5 separate regions of the Homo sapiens genome follow, and all the other regions are linked to region 1. The links are chromatin contacts, found by Hi-C or POLR2A ChIA-PET in ENCODE. All regions are on one chromosome and are shown on one strand. The core of a region is the stretch at or near the end of the contact, and the rest is flanking DNA. Distances in the headings are between cores, read along the strand shown.

Region 1 (2,883 bases), core at 208-2,707:
CAGTTAAGTTGTGCTACTGGCTCAGACTCTTCTTGGTTGAAGAGCATTCTCTCATCATCTGCAGAACTTTAGTGCAGTAACTGCTGAGTATTTGAAAGTCTAATCACCATTAAATCCAAAATGTAAGCCCCTAGGTAAGACTTTTAGAAAGATACATACTCTGTCACTGGTGGTTCCTGAACAAACGGATAGTATGTGGCTGCAGAGCTGGGGAAGACACATGCTTCTGAGGACTCTAACCATGCCACATTGAGCCCGGCAAATCTGGGGACAAATGGTTTGACATCTGCTGATAACTTGATGCCCTGAGGAAAAATATGAGGTTTTGGCCACAAACATTCAGAGATCAAGCAAATATAAACAAACAAAAAGACCCAAGAGGTGTTCCTAATAGCCCCAGAAATGTTCCCGATGTTGTTTAAAAACTTCTGCCTCGTAAAGACAAGAACCTGCTTGCTAACGATTTCTCCCCAATGCTTTTTTTTTTGTAGAAAAGGCAGTAGTTCAAACATTAAAAGTGAAAAATGACAACGAATTCAAGTGGAAATAAAACAACACAGATTATATAGTTTAGATCTTGGAATAAGGGTGTTTTTACCACAGATTCACTTAGAAATAATAGAACTGCACACAGTACAACTACTGCAGTCAAATACACGTGGACTGTTTAACTACAGCACCCAAAACACACTGCAGACGTTTATTTCCATTACATTTTCTTGAAAAAGTTGCACAAAAGCATATGCATTTTACTCATGAACCACTAAGTCTTGCTTTATTGAAATACCAAACCTTGCTTTGCTAGAAAATATTATCACCACGAGCCTTTGAAATTTCAATTCACTAAGATTTCTTTCTTTAGTTTTTAGTGACGTAGTAAGAGATTTACTTTCACCGAGAATTTTATGGGTCTAAAAATGATGCAAGCGATCGCCAGGGCTCCATCTAGTGGTAATGCTGAGTACGTAGAGCGGAGAATGACGTTCAGAAAAACGCAGGATCCTTTAAAACAATCTATCCGTTCCCAAGAGCGCGGGAAGCTCGCCAGAGTCCCCCCGCCCCGACTGCGGGGAGCGCCGGGCTGGGCCGCAGTCACTGCGCTGGGTGACATCGCACCACAGACGCGGCGCTAACTGTGGGCGGGGTCTGTAGCCGCTGACCGCCACCCCAAGGCGGACCCGAGGCGGGGCGCGAAGATCGCGGCCACCCGGTAGGGCGCTCCCGTGCCGTCACCAGCATCCGACCCACGCCCGCTGGACCAGCCCCGTCACCGCCCGGCCGAGCCCCCAGTGCGAGGCAGGCGGACGGACTGAGGCTGCCGAGAGAGCCCCCGTCGGCCCTTACCTCGCTTTCGGGCTCCCGCGGCCCCTCCGACGCCATGCCGCGAGGCGCGGAGGAGGCCGCGTCACGGAGGCCAGCAGCGGGCCGTCGGCTTGCCGGACAGACAAAGCGTTTCCGCCCCCGCAGGCGACGCCAGGAAGTGCGTCACAGCAAAGCGACAGAGCCCGCCCTTTCTTCCGGCCGGAAGTACGCGGCGGCGGCACTGGACCTGCGCGGGCAGCACGTGGAGGCAGTGGGGCGCTTGCGGAAAATGGGGACCCCCAGGAGTCCTCTGGGCTGGGGACCCACCGTAGCTTGCGGGAGTCTTGGATCTGCCTTTTAGTGCTGGGATATCGGAGATAGTCTCCACCAAGGCAGTAGCGACTATAAACAAGAGTTAGGCCGTGATTTACTTTTCTCCCCTGGGCCTCACGAGTCTAGCGTTAGGACGGGATGGGGTAGTCTGGAAAGGCCTCTCGCTGAGGTGACCTTTGAGCAGTCACCTGAAGAGAAAGATTTACTAATAAGGAAACTGAGGAGGCCGAGATTACTCTCACCCCCGCCACTGCATTTCCCTAAAATTTCCCCAAGATTGGTGACTTACAGGAATTGCATACCCTGTAGGTCCTACAAACCTGGAAAGCCTACAAGACTCTTGATGGTATCCTAAATTTCCAGAAACCTTAAGTTTGGAAGTAGCCACAGAAAATAATTTAAAAATCGCTCGGTTTCTTTCAAAAATTAAAAAAAGTGCTAAGATATGGTCAAGAGATGGAATAGTATAATTTTCACGAGAAAAAAAAAGTTCTACACAGAGCAAATTCGTTAAATATTGAGAGAAATGTATAAAGTGCGGCAGGGATAGGAGGTTGACCAAAAGTACAGGGAAGAATGCAGAGTGGATTTCAATAGATGGAGGAGGAACTTTCCTCTCACTCAAAGGCTTGGAGGAAAGTGCAAGTGGATTTAAGGAACAGAAAATGTCAGCAAAACAGGCTATTTGAGGAATGGGGATTAGGTTGAGGCAAATTGTAGGTTTCCTCTGTCCCTTGCACAGACGTTAACTCTACCATTGAATACGAAGTATTTCAAGCAAGTAAGGCAGGTGCAGCTCCAGTTTTTTCAGATTTCTGTCCTGGTGGGTCTCAGTTCACTACACAGCCTCTAGCAGAAGTGATCCTTAGGGTCTGGTCTGGCAGGAATTTATGCTGGAAGTTTAGGGGTAGCTGTCGCCTTCCTTTCAGCACTATTGGGTCTACCCGGAAGTGTAATGAAGTTTACTTGATTTTGTCATGTTTCTGTTGGTTACCCTGGACACAACCTATGGTAGTGGCAGTAGATTTTAGGATGCTGCTAATCACAACCTTCAAAATTTATTGCCCTCATGTGTAAAGACACCCTTTCTTAACCAATGGACCTGATGTATGCTGGCTGCTCATTTAAGATGTTTCTATAGCATAGCAATTAATTAGAATAACTCCAAAACACTTTCCTAGCAGCTAAAAAGGCAAAGGTGTTTTACAGTGTTTTTGAACTTTTAAAAATGTGGTGATACTTTATAGG
Region 2 (2,883 bases), core at 152-2,651, 930 kb after region 1:
ATATCCAGGTATAAATCTCCAAGTTTAATTTTCACTGCTTAACAAAAGCGATGTAGAAAGCAATTACTGTACCCTCCATTAATCCTTTCGGATTGCATGGAATTCCTTCCAGAAAATTCCAATAGAAAAAAAGTTAAGACAGGTAATCGCGTTTTGGTACGTGTGTCGTCTCTGGCACAAGTCATGTAGAGTGAAATCCTTTAAGACATTTAAATGTTCCTGGTATTGTTTTGTGATTAACGTGATAAAATTGCCAAACAATCCATATTTACCATGAGTGAAAACACTTCCACCACGTACGGAAAATCTCTCCAAAACACAAAATCTGATTCAAAAATTATAAGTAAAAAGAGAATAAATGTAAAAACAATTCCATAAACAAACTTTGAAATGCGTATACGATGACATTACTGAAGCCATTACTCAAAACGAACCTCTGTAAAATCGAGAACGCACAATCAATGCAATAAAATGCTCGAGAAAGCCAAACCCGAGGCGCTGCGCAGTTCCCGCATCGCACAATTCGTTTCAACACATTCCTTGACGAATACACCCAAGGTCACTCACGATGGAGAGGAAAAGTGCCTGTCTCTCTCCAGAGCACGCAACCCGTTCGCCGCGCCCCCACGGAGGGCGGCGAAGAGACGGCGCATCAGGAAAGGGGCTGCGCGGGCGCGAGGACTGGCCGGTGGGCGTTCCGGCGCCGCGAACCGCGGAGCCTGCAACTTACAAGGTCCGCGGCCATCCCCCGGGCCTGGGAGGGGTGGCCCCAGGGCAGGCCCGCGTCCCCGGGGTGACCCGACCCGTCGCGCCGGGGTCCCGCCCCTCCCCCCGCCCCGCCCCCGTCGCCGGCCCGGGATTATGCAACGTTCCCCCTCCCCGCCTGCATTCTGGCGCAGCGCCCCCTCCCCGCGCCCGACTGCGCAGCGCCGCCGCCCCCTGCCCGCCGGCCTCCCCGCCCGGCTCCAAACAAAGCGCGCGCTAAGGGGCCGGCGGCGGCCGGGGAACTGGGGACGAGAGGGTGGCGGCCATGTTGGCGGGGGGCGGCGGGGATGGGGGCACGGAGGAGTAGGGGCCGGCGAACAAAGGAGCGCGCGCCCGCCCCGAGGCCCAGGCCCGCCCAGCCCGGGTCCCCGCCGCGGCCCAGCCGGCAGGGGGCGCTATGCGGGCGCCGCCCGCTGGACAATGCTCCGCCGGGCCCCGCGCGGGCCGCGCTCACCTGCGCCCCCGGGCAGACCGCCGCACCGCTGGCCCGCCCGCAGCCCGCACTCCCTCACGACCCACGCCCGCCCTGCGCGGGCCTCACCTGCTGACCGCCGAGGCTGCAGTCCACAGGCCCACGGGTTCCGCCGTCGCTCGTTCGCGCTCCCGCCGGCCCCAGCCTGAGCCAGACGGCGCCTCCCCGCCCCCGCTCCCTCGCCGCGGACGCCGCCCGCCCCCCAACAGTCAGGGCGCACGCGCACTGCGCCCGCCGAACTGCGACGGCCGCGCCGCCCCGGCGCCTGGCGCCGACGGCCGACTGCGCAGGCGCAGTGGGGCGGGGCGGGGCCGGCGAGGGCGGGGCCTGGCCCCTCTCACCTGGCTGGCGGCAGGGCGGGGCTCGAGCCCGGGACTGCCAGGTGCGCGCCGGGAATGGGCGGCGGCAGGCGCGCGGGGCACAGGTTCCTGAGGGGGCGCAGCTTTTCCTGGAAGGCAGGCAGCCTGAGAAGGGCTTCGTTTTTGCGCAGTAGGACGTTGAAGAAAGGACAAGCCCCCTTTGTCCTGGACGTAAGCCGCAAGTCGTCCTGAGTGGTGCACACCGCGAAGACTGAGGAAACTGGATCACAGGGCTGGGCCGTGAGCCTTGAACCTCGGAGAACGTCGCATTACTGCTCCAGCGCGCCGGTTCAGGGCCGCGGGACGCGAGCCCTTTAAAAGGATGGATTTGCTTCCTGTGACTCCCTGGAAGAGACGTCTTCACCACCGCACTGCGTAGAGGCCGGCGTCGTCGCCGGCTCACCCCGCTTGCTGCCTCCCCGCACAAAGCCCAGCCCAGGTAGCTCAGGTTAGCTGGAGCCCCGGAGCCTCACCTACAAGTACCTGGCCTGTCCTAGGTTGTGTGGGGACGGGATGTGGCTTCTGCAAGCCCAGAAACCTGTTTCCACTCCCCCACCACAAATGGAACTCACCCAGCTCTACTCGCAAGGTTAGGAGCCAAAAATTCCCATGATCGCACGCGAATTCATTTGACTTCCGTTTCAGTTAAGATGCCTTTTCAGCATTTTGTTGCTTGTTTGCAGAAGGGAGAGAGGTAGGATCAAGAATAGTTTTTACTCCTGCAGAGTCGAGTGCGAGACTTGGAGGCTGAGTCCAGGCGCTCTCCCCTCCCCGCCAGTCCCGTGTCCTGGAGCAGGTCACTGACCTGGTTCCTCGAGTGCGACAGCGCAGCCTCATCGTAATAAACCGCCTCCCAAAGCGTTGTCAGATCAAATTCCAGAACATGTTACTGGAAAGCACCTTGAACACTCTAAACTGCAGCACAGTTATTAGTTAGCAATACTCTTTGGGGTTTCACTGGCACCTTTTCTAACAAATAAGATTGATAGATGCCTGCTCAAACAAATTGAAGTGCTTGTCTCAGATGACACACTTGGCAGGCATGGGACGTTCACAGGCCAACTAGAGAGCTAATTTCAAAACTGAGATATAAAAGTGTATCGCTGTACTTACAAGTTACCAAGTGTTGAGAAATTACTCACTTTCATTTGTGTGTTTAATGTCTTTTTTGTTTTTTTAGACGGAGTCTCACTCTGTTCCCCAGGCTGCAGTGCAGTGGCATGATCTCGGCCCACTGCAACCTCCGCTTCCTGGGTTCAAGCAATCCTCACATTTCAGCCTCCCGAG
Region 3 (2,883 bases), core at 249-2,748, 780 kb after region 1:
TTTTCCAGAAGGAATGTCATCTCATGATAATCAGTTTAGGGGGTAATGCCACAACTTAATGATAATCTCCAGAAATGTGAGGCTGTAAAGCAAAACCCAGAAATTCACATTGGTACCTAGAAGGGGGTGGCCAGGACAACATACTTGACGAGGCCTGCTTTAAACCTAAGTCTGGACTCTTACACCATAGGAGACCACAGGAGACCCACCCCAAAAGCAGAACAATCAATCCCTGTAATCCCCTCTCTGCCAATCCCTACCCCCTCCTTTGCAACAGTTAGAGTAATAAAGTTTATAGTAATGAGTTTTATGCTTCTCTAGTGATGAAATTCCATCAGTGTCGGTAAAAATGAAACCGCAAAGGTGGCCAGCACCTGGGTTCCTGCCAGCCTTGAAGCCCCCGTCCCTCCCTCCCAGCAAACCAACCACGGCCTGCACTGTGGGTGCCTGTCACAGAGCTGATGTCCTCGCGGGTCATCCCTCATCCCCGCATCCAGACACCGGGTCATGTCCCTGTGCTTCCTGCCCACTAACTGGGAGGATGACGCAGCGGCGCCGGGAGTCCAGGGCTGATTGGGCCGGCGGTTCCCGGAGCCGAGCCCGCGAACTCACAGCATCACCACCACTGGGAGCTCCTTCGCAATGCAGATTCCCGGAGCTCCAGACCCCAGGCAGAAACGCGCCCGCGTCCATGCTCCACGAGCCCCCTTGGGGTGCCGATGCCCTGGGTTTTCGAATCTGGTCTGCACCCTCCCTGGTCTCCAAGAGAGGTTGAAACTGAGACTGAGTGTGATTTACCGGAGTCCGGACGTGAACCGAGAGACGGGGAGGTGTTGGGGGGGGGCGTCATAAAGAGCTCCCCAGTGCAGAGGGGGAGGCCTGGGGGAACATGGGGGAGACGTGCCGGGCGGCCCCCGCCCCCCCAGGACCCCCACTCACTGCCGGTAGGGGTCGTGGAAGGGCAGCGCCAGCCAGGCGCCATGCAGCTCGCGCATGAAGTCCAGCATCTCCTGGGAGCTGCCGTCGGCTGACACGAAGACCACTTCGAAGGGCGCGGGCCGCCGCGCCTCGGCCACCAGCGCCGTATAGAAGTCGCAGAGCAGCGGCGTGAAGTCGCGGCTCGGCGCGCACCGGGCCGCCGCGAAGTACAGTGCCACCACCTTGTTCTGCAGCGCCGCCTCGGCCTCCACCGTCGCGCCCTTACAGGTCACCAGGTGCCGCTCGCCCAGAATGTCAACCATGGCGCAGACACGCAGCCACCTGAGACCCGAGGACACCTGCAGGAGGATGATCACCTGCGGGGAGGCGGCGGCGAGCGCCGCGGTGCCCCGCCTCTGTCCGCACCACCGGGCGCTGGACCTCTCAAGACCTGCCCCAGATGCGCCCACACCTTGGCCAGGCCTCGCCTGTGGCTGGAGCAATTGTGTTCGCGCCGACAATGAGACACTCAGACACCAGAGACCCCAGATACCTGGGCGACAGCGCGGCACCCGCCTCTGGGAGCGGGGCCAGCCAGGCAACCTCAAGCCCTCAGGTCTCTGCACCCTCCCCCAACTGCGCCCCGCCCACACTCCTGCGCCCTCCCACCACTGCGCCCCGCCCACATTCCCCGCAAGCTCCCCAACTGCGCCCCGCCCACATTCCGCACTCTCCACCCACTGCGCCCCGCCCACATCCCGCACTCTCCACCCACTGCGCCCCGCCCACATCCCCGCCCCCGCCCCCACTGCGCCTCGCCCGCATCCCCACACTGTCCCCCACTGCGCTGGGCCCACATCCCTACACTCTCCACCCACTGCGCCCCGCCCACATCTCCGCACCCTCCCCCACCGCACCCCGCCCACATCCCCGCACTCTCCTCCAACTGCGCCTCGCCCACATTCCACAGTTTCCCCTCACTGCGCCCCGCCCACATCCCCGCACTCTTCTCCAACTGCGCCTCGCCCACATTCCACAGTTTCCCCTCACTGCGCCCCGCGCACACTCCCGCTCCCTCCCCCACTGCGCCCCGCCCACACTCCCGCGCCCTCCCCCTCACTGCGGCCCGCCGACATCCCGCGCCCCCGCCCCCATCCCGACTGCGCCCCGCCCACCTCCCGCGCCCTCTCCCACTGGTTGTCCAGCCCACATCCTGCACTCCCTCCACTGCGCCCCGCTCACACTCCCGCACCCTCCCCACACTGCGCCCTGCCCACACTCCTGCACTCTCTCCCCACTACGCCCCCTACCACATCCCGCGCCCCCGCCCCCATCCCCACTGCGCCCCGCCCACACTCCCGCGCCCTCGCGCCCCTGGGCTCTCCCGTCGTGGGCACTCTCCCCAGCGCTTCTACACTTTCTCCCGACGCAGCGCCCTGCCCTCCGTCCCGCCCCACCTATTGCCTCCTGCGCTTCCCCCACACCGTGCTCTTCCTCCTCCTTCACTTCCTCCCACTCCTCGCGCTCCCCTTCAGCGCCCCACGCAGCCCCTCCCCCAAAACCCCGCGTCGCTCTCCTTCCCTCCTGGCCTCTCTTCCAGTCTCGCGCTCCCTGCCGGGCCCCGCCGCAGGTGTCCCGCAGCCGTCTCCCCAGGGCATTTGAATCTTGCCTTGGAGCTCTTGCCGCGCGGCCCAGCACCCTGGAAGAGGCATCAGGGAGGATGGGACGACGAGGAAGGGGAAGGGTAATTGGGCTTGGAGCGGGCTTGGGCGGGGTGGTAGGGAACCTGAGCTCCGTTGGTTCAGGGTGTTTGCCCCTGACATCCTGTGGCCTGGCTGGGAGGGTTCGTGAAGTTCAGGAAGAAATTGGGAGCAGTCCTTACAGAATGTTTTATTTGAAGAACCAAGAGTATTAATTTTTTGGCGAGCACTGTTGTAGGCCCTGGGAATTCAGCAGTGAGAAAAA
Region 4 (2,883 bases), core at 214-2,713, 680 kb before region 1:
CAGCCATAACACACATTGTCTATACCAGCAGGGCAAAGGTGAAATAATCCAGGGATTGTCCCCAACTCTCTTCTGACATGACGGATGGTTGGCCCAGTACCTGATGGTAACAGGAGCTACGACAAGCAGGAGTACTACAAGATGAAGGGAGATTTGGGACGATGTTTGATCTTTGAAGGTCACCCTTCCTGCGTACGAGGCAGAAGTCAAGCTGACGTCTCTAAGCTCCTCTCCTGGTTTTGAGCAAGCATGTTCCAGGAAGCTGATTTGTTATTTTGGCAAGTGACTGTTTATCATGATGCATTTCGGGGGAGTTGGGGGTCAGGTTTCCTGTTGCAGGGAGTTCTGATAGTTCCTGATATTTACATACATAGGTCTTCAACTATTGATGAAAAATGTAATGTGGGAAGGTGAATTTCAACCCTATGTGGTTGAAACTCAACAAAAAGAATATATAGAGATAAAAAGCTGGGGAGAATGTAGTCTGTATATTACGAGGATTCTTTGAATCCATGCATAGAAATTTGTTGTCTCCATTTTTCTTCCACACAGAACACTTAAAATTCAAAAGTCAGGAGAGGCAACTTTGATGCTGAGAGATGAGCTCTCCATGACATCTCCCTGAAATAGTTCGGATTTATCCTGCAGCCGCAAATCAGAGTCATGCATTACTTCTTTCTGAAAAACAAATTTAAAACCACCCGTCATTCCTCATCATTTGTACAAAAATCCTTATGAAAATGATTAAAGAAGGTAATGGAAGCACAACTCCCGCGTTGGTAAGGACAGAGCAAAGACCTTCCATAAAAGCTAGTTCCCTTCTCCTCCTTTTGAAAACCAAACCAAACAAAAATATCTGGCTGAAACGACAGTGAAACAGCAGAAAATTATTTACCTTCAAAATTGCAGACAAAATAACCCCCCACACACAGTTCAAAGAAATGAACTTGTAAATATTGTGACTTATTAAAACAACAAGGCTATAATTCACTTCACCTCCAGAAAAAAATCAAAACAGCACTTGCTTAACCTCCACAAGAACCCTGAGAAGTTGGCAATGCAAAGGACAGCTCTTTCTGCAGGAGCAGCAGGGAGAGGGAGACTTCGCCTCATGCATGTTTACACAAGGCTTAAAATAGATTTTGAGTGCCTAACGCTGCTCAGCGCCTTAGTGTAACTCCAATGCCAGCCTTCCCAGCAGCCAGTGGACTCCGACCTTGATCCCTGCACCGGTGCCAGGCAAGCCCCAGGAGCATGTGCTACGGAGCCAGTCCACAGAGCTCCCTCCTCAGGGACCCGACACCAGAACTGGACCTTCATCTGGCTGTCCCCAGTCACTCCCAGCGCCTTCTCAGGCATTTTCACTTTCTGGGCAGAAGGAGAGGTGGGCTGTCTCTTCAGTCTCAATACCCAGCTGTCCCAGCCAGGCATGGAAAGTGAAAGCTTGCTGCTGAGAACCACCCCGACTTACAGGAAGGAGCCCTGAGGTTTCTGTGACCCCAGGCCCTTGACTGGAAAGTGGCTACTGAGGCTGAGTGTCTCCTAGCCCTGCCCTGGTGTGTGCCTCCCTGGGGCAGAGGGCACATCTCAGTCATGCCCCTCTCCTCGGGAGGGGGAAGGCCCCACATGGCCCAGAGGTACTGGGGGACCAGCTCAAGCTCCTTTTGCCACAACACTTTTCACCAGAAAACTCTAAGCCTGCAGGGGCTGCCCCTCAGCCAGCTCCTGTGCACAGGTCAGGAAATCAGAGCCGCTGTCAGGCAGGGCAGGCCTCAAGTCCGTGAGCATTTGCCAGGTCAGAGCCTTCTCAGAGCTGTGGCCTGCTACACCCTACCTGCTAAACCTGCATGGAACCCTGGGCTGATCCCCCTAGGTCCATTTAAAACCTGGAGCTCTACTACCAGTTCTAGCCCAGGCAGCGCCTGCCAGCCATCGCAGAACAGCTCAGCACAGCCTGGCAAGGCCAGCAAGCCACTGGGCAAACCGGTTATCTCAGCAGGGCCCAGCAACAAAACTTTCTGCCAACTCAGGTGAAAGAGAGTGAGTACATGTCTGTAATGTCTCTGTGTATGTGTGTGTACATACAACACACACATACAGACATATATATACATATATATTGAGGTATATCTGCACATATATATGAAAGTATATATTTAACAGTAAATGTCCCACAAGTACAGGAAGCTGCATAAAGCAAACATGAAGTTTAATGAAGTCCTATAAGGCAAAAATGCTTGTAACCCCCAGCACCCACTCTAGAGCCTTCCCACCCCCCTACAGAACCCCACTCCCAAATCTCTCCTCCCTCCTGGGGCACAGCTGGGCTGAGTCTTATGGCCATTAGTTCTCTAGTTTTCTTTGTCATTTTATTACCCAAGTGAGATTCATCCTCCATGGAGCATAGTGTTGCCTTTTATCTTTGGCTATGCCTGATAAGTCAGCAAGTGCCCACGCCTGAGGTAGACATGGATATACATATATGCATGTGTGCATATGCATGAGTATGAAAGCAGATGCTGTAACATGCTTAGAACAGAATCCACACTCCTCTCCCGTTCAGGCTAGTGCCCTGCTATTTGGAACGCCATTTATTGGATAAACAACAGACAAGTATAAATTAATACCATACTTTAAAAAAAAAAACTGCATGTGGTGCCTCAAGCCTGAGCCATTAGAACAATTCCCCGAGTATGAGTGTGAAGCTACTCCCAGAGCCAGGAGGCCTCCATGTGTATCTCCACCACTCCCTCTGCAGCCCCATGGGTGGTGAGCCTGGGGACCCCAGTGAAACCATCTCCAGCTCCTACCAGATTTCCAGCTTCTTGAGGAAGGAGGCCGGCAGGGCTCAGTACATTGGCCACAGAACGCAGCCGGAGAAGG
Region 5 (2,883 bases), core at 148-2,647, 570 kb after region 1:
GTGACCTTGGCCTTTTTCATCAACTTAGGCAAGACACATTTCGTTTTTAAATTTTCAAATAAAATCAGGGGTACCTTGGTGGAAGAATAATAGCTGAGAATGCTCTGGATAGGGATAGTGAATGTTTGCTGCCACATTTCCATCCTGGGATTGCTCTGGTTATCTTCTGCTGCATAACAAGCCACCCCAAAAACTCATAGTTTATGATAATGGCAATATTTTTTTCACCACAAATTTGTAACATTGACCGGGACTTGGCAGGAGCAATTTCCCACTGCTTCACACACTTCTGTCTGGGGAAGCTTGATGACTGCTGATGGGATCACCAGTAGGCTAGCTCAGGTGCCTGGTGGGGGACGCTGACTGTCTGCTGGGACCTCAGCTGGGCTCTTGTTCTGGGCACCCATGTGTTGCCGACTACCTCGTATGCTGTGCGCTTCTTCACACAGTGGTGGCTGGGTTCCAAGTGTGAGTGCTCAAAAGTCACATTCTGTCTGTCAGAAGCAAGCCAAACCATATCTAAAAGTTAGATTTCCCCCTTTCAATGAAAGTAGTGCAAAAGGATTTGTGAACGTGCTTCAAAATGACCATGATGCCCATGTCAGATATTGCTAATTAATGATTGAGCCTGGACTCCACTTCAGAATCCTTCCCAACAGTGTTCCCAGTCATCCACTGGCCATTGCTGGAGCTGGCCCTGAAGTTAACGCCCATCTAACACCCTTGTTCTAGGCTAATGGCCCAAGACAGCACAGGACCAGTGCTCTCAGAAACCAAGTTCCTACAAGTCCATAATAAAACCAGATAAATATAAACAGTGTAATAAATTTTTCATAAAGACAACTTTATCCTATTTAAAGATTGTCCATTGTTCTGAGATTATGTACTTCTTACACTTTTGGAGTGTTCAGCTGCCGTTTCTCTTATGAATTGAGGAGATGATAAGGAGCAGTTGTGTTGTTTGAATCTCCTTTTAAAATATTGGTGATCCATGCAATCCAAAAGTCACAATCCCCTGCCCTGGGCCATTTGTTGGTGGTTGAAACTTCACTGTCATAAGCAGTGGAGTGCCACATGGTGCAGACACAAAACTTTGCACATCTCCTCCATGAGTTCACCTCTGAAGGCCCACATGCCACTCTAGAATCACTGCATCTTTTCCCTGCTTGAGTCTCTGGATTGAGCTCGAGTTTTGCTTTTTTTCTCTCTCTCTTTTCTACTTTCTGCCTGGCCATTCTGTAAGCTGCACACTCTTGCTAAGCAATGTGTGTGTGCTCCTGGTGTCATCAGAAGCCCAGTCCTGTGGCAAACACTATCCAGAACTCAGAGCTACACATACCCCTGGGAAATTCCCATGGGCTTGTCAACTCAACAGTGGGGAAACAGGGCCTCGGGACAACCAAGAATCCTGGCCTTTGAGTCAGAGTTGGTCAACATGACTTGGGGAAGATATTAAATGTGGGAACCAAACCAAAATGACATAAGTGGTCTAGCAGTATCTAGATACAAACAACACTGTCTGGGTTTGAAGGAGCCCCTGTGCCCATTGTCTCCTCCCTTGTTAATCAGAGAAATAATTGCCCACTTTACTCCCAGAGATGGGGTCCAAGTTAATGAGGAACTGTAGCAGCTACTTTTAATGCAAATTCTTGGAAACATTAGTAAAGTTGGAAAATATATGGGTCTTCCAGATTATGGAACATAGAAATAGGAAAAGGGAAAAAGGCAAAAGAAAGGAAGAGGAAGAAGGGAAATGAGAAGGTAGAAGACAGACATCCGTGGGGTTACAAGGTACCTTTTACCTAGGGCTGCAGTTTCACTTTAGGAGAAAACAAAAACTGGGCTTTCCTTTGAATGATGTTAAGGAAGTTACCAGCATGGTCCCTCTGTCTCCTCCAGGGAGCAGGGCCTGGCCGAGTCTCATTATACTGCAGATCACTGGTCTTGAGCCCAAGGCTTTACAAGAGAAGCACAAACCCCAACAATTACAAGGGACATTGCTTTCCCATCCTGGTCCCTCCCTACACAACAAGAAGAAAAACAAAACAAGCCCAGATCCTGTAAGCAGGACCCAAAGAAAACATTGTGATGATGGGCTTTCTTCAAGTAAGTGAGCTGACACAAAAGGAAAGGCAGAAAGCTCTTTCCGGCTCTCAGATTTCAAACCACCAGGGAATGTGTGCTGTTCCAGGGCCTCTGAGAAGCCAAAGGCTGGGTTGCACAATCAGCCCTGCTGCCCCAGGCCAAGCATGCTGGACACTGGTCAGTCAGGTGCCTCTCACCTGGACGGTCCAGCCTCCCTCTTTGCCTTCAGCTTCCTCTGGCCACAGGAAGGGCTCAGTGTCAAGGGCAACTTCTTCCTGCTTCGATTCTCAGGAACAGCCATCTGGTATTTGTCCTTCTTGTCTGGCGTCTTTCACTTAGCACACTGTCCTCTGAATTCACCCCTGTTGTCACAAACGGCAGGATGTCCTTCTTTTTTAAGGCTGAATACTACTCCATAGTACAGACATATGCACCAGACTCTAATGAAGTTGACCTCTTAGAAGCAGAAAGTAGAAGGGCAGTTACCAGGGGCTGGGGAGTAGGAAAAAACTGTGTGGATTTTGGTCAAAGGGTACAAATTTCCAGTGATAAGATACTTAAGTTCTGAGGATCCATGAACTGCATGGTAACTATAGTTAATAATACTGTACTGTATGTTGAAAATGTGCTAAGAGAGTAGAACTGAAGTGTCCTCACACACACAAAAATAATGGTAACCATGTGAGGCAGTGGAAGTGCTGATTAGCTTCATCTTGGCCGTCACTTCATGATATGCACATGCATCAAATCATCACATTGTACAATTAACTGTATACAAGCTTTATTTGTCAATTACAT

Evidence for each region. A loop is a pair of places that touch in the nucleus more often than their neighbours do. ChIA-PET counts read pairs that join two places held with the same protein, here RNA polymerase II (POLR2A). Pooled maps may share reads with other maps.
Region 2: a loop to region 1 is called in a map of B cell, with 20 times the contacts of the local background. The contact joins the promoter of SPIN1 here to the promoter of SECISBP2 in region 1. A Hi-C loop is called at or near these places in 10 of 168 maps with a recorded cell type or tissue (B cell, CD4-positive, alpha-beta T cell, CD4-positive, alpha-beta memory T cell and 7 more), 10 of 37 single-sample maps with no recorded cell type and 29 of 50 pooled maps. POLR2A ChIA-PET finds 5 or more read pairs at or near these places in 1 of 52 experiments (MCF 10A).
Region 3: a map of ascending aorta shows a loop between it and region 1 (8-fold over the local background). The contact joins the promoter of NXNL2 here to the promoter of SECISBP2 in region 1. A Hi-C loop is called at or near these places in 2 of 168 maps with a recorded cell type or tissue (PC-3 and ascending aorta) and 6 of 50 pooled maps. POLR2A ChIA-PET finds 5 or more read pairs at or near these places in 2 of 52 experiments (both WTC11).
Region 4: a pooled map shows a loop between it and region 1 (10-fold over the local background). The contact joins the enhancer-like site here to the promoter of SECISBP2 in region 1. A Hi-C loop is called at or near these places in 15 of 50 pooled maps.
Region 5: a loop to region 1 is called in a map of IMR-90, with 4 times the contacts of the local background. The contact joins the enhancer-like site here to the promoter of SECISBP2 in region 1. A Hi-C loop is called at or near these places in 1 of 168 maps with a recorded cell type or tissue (IMR-90) and 1 of 50 pooled maps. POLR2A ChIA-PET finds 5 or more read pairs at or near these places in 1 of 52 experiments (OCI-LY7).

Annotation. Positions count from the first base shown.
Region 1 is chr9:89,317,074-89,319,956 of GRCh38, reverse strand. It overlaps SECISBP2 (SECIS binding protein 2), which reads right to left and starts at 1,457. Exons shown (of 17, transcript NM_024077.5): 1 at 1,345-1,457; 2 at 160-305. The coding sequence starts at 1,380. RefSeq lists a silencer at 1,098-1,417 and an enhancer at 1,588-1,807.
Region 2 is chr9:88,386,962-88,389,844 of GRCh38, reverse strand. SPIN1 (spindlin 1) reads right to left here and starts at 1,401. Exons shown (of 6, transcript NM_006717.3): 1 at 1,307-1,401. LOC124902204 (a long non-coding RNA gene) reads left to right here and starts at 646. Exons shown (of 2, transcript XR_007061652.1): 1 at 646-733; 2 at 1,728-2,883. RefSeq lists a silencer at 749-1,648 and an enhancer at 1,726-2,585.
Region 3 is chr9:88,533,793-88,536,675 of GRCh38, reverse strand. NXNL2 (nucleoredoxin like 2) reads right to left here and starts at 1,498. Exons shown (of 2, transcript NM_001161625.2): 1 at 940-1,498. The coding sequence starts at 1,241. LOC105376134 (a long non-coding RNA gene) reads left to right here and starts at 2,136. Exons shown (of 2, transcript XR_007061653.1): 1 at 2,136-2,662. RefSeq lists enhancers at 44-877, 878-1,712.
Region 4 is chr9:89,998,436-90,001,318 of GRCh38, reverse strand. No RefSeq gene overlaps it. Among named protein-coding and RNA genes, the nearest start is that of MIR4290, 24 kb to the left of the region's middle. RefSeq lists enhancers at 1,365-1,454, 1,505-1,554, 1,565-1,634, 1,675-1,844. Within about 2 kb of position 1,463, at least 31 of the 41 ENCODE cell types and tissues checked have a DNase peak (open chromatin) inside an H3K27ac peak, as active enhancers do.
Region 5 is chr9:88,748,070-88,750,952 of GRCh38, reverse strand. No RefSeq gene overlaps it. Among named protein-coding and RNA genes, the nearest start is that of MIR4289, 3.6 kb to the right of the region's middle. Within about 2 kb of position 1,397, at least 3 of the 41 ENCODE cell types and tissues checked have a DNase peak (open chromatin) inside an H3K27ac peak, as active enhancers do; they include IMR-90, where a contact is called at or near this core.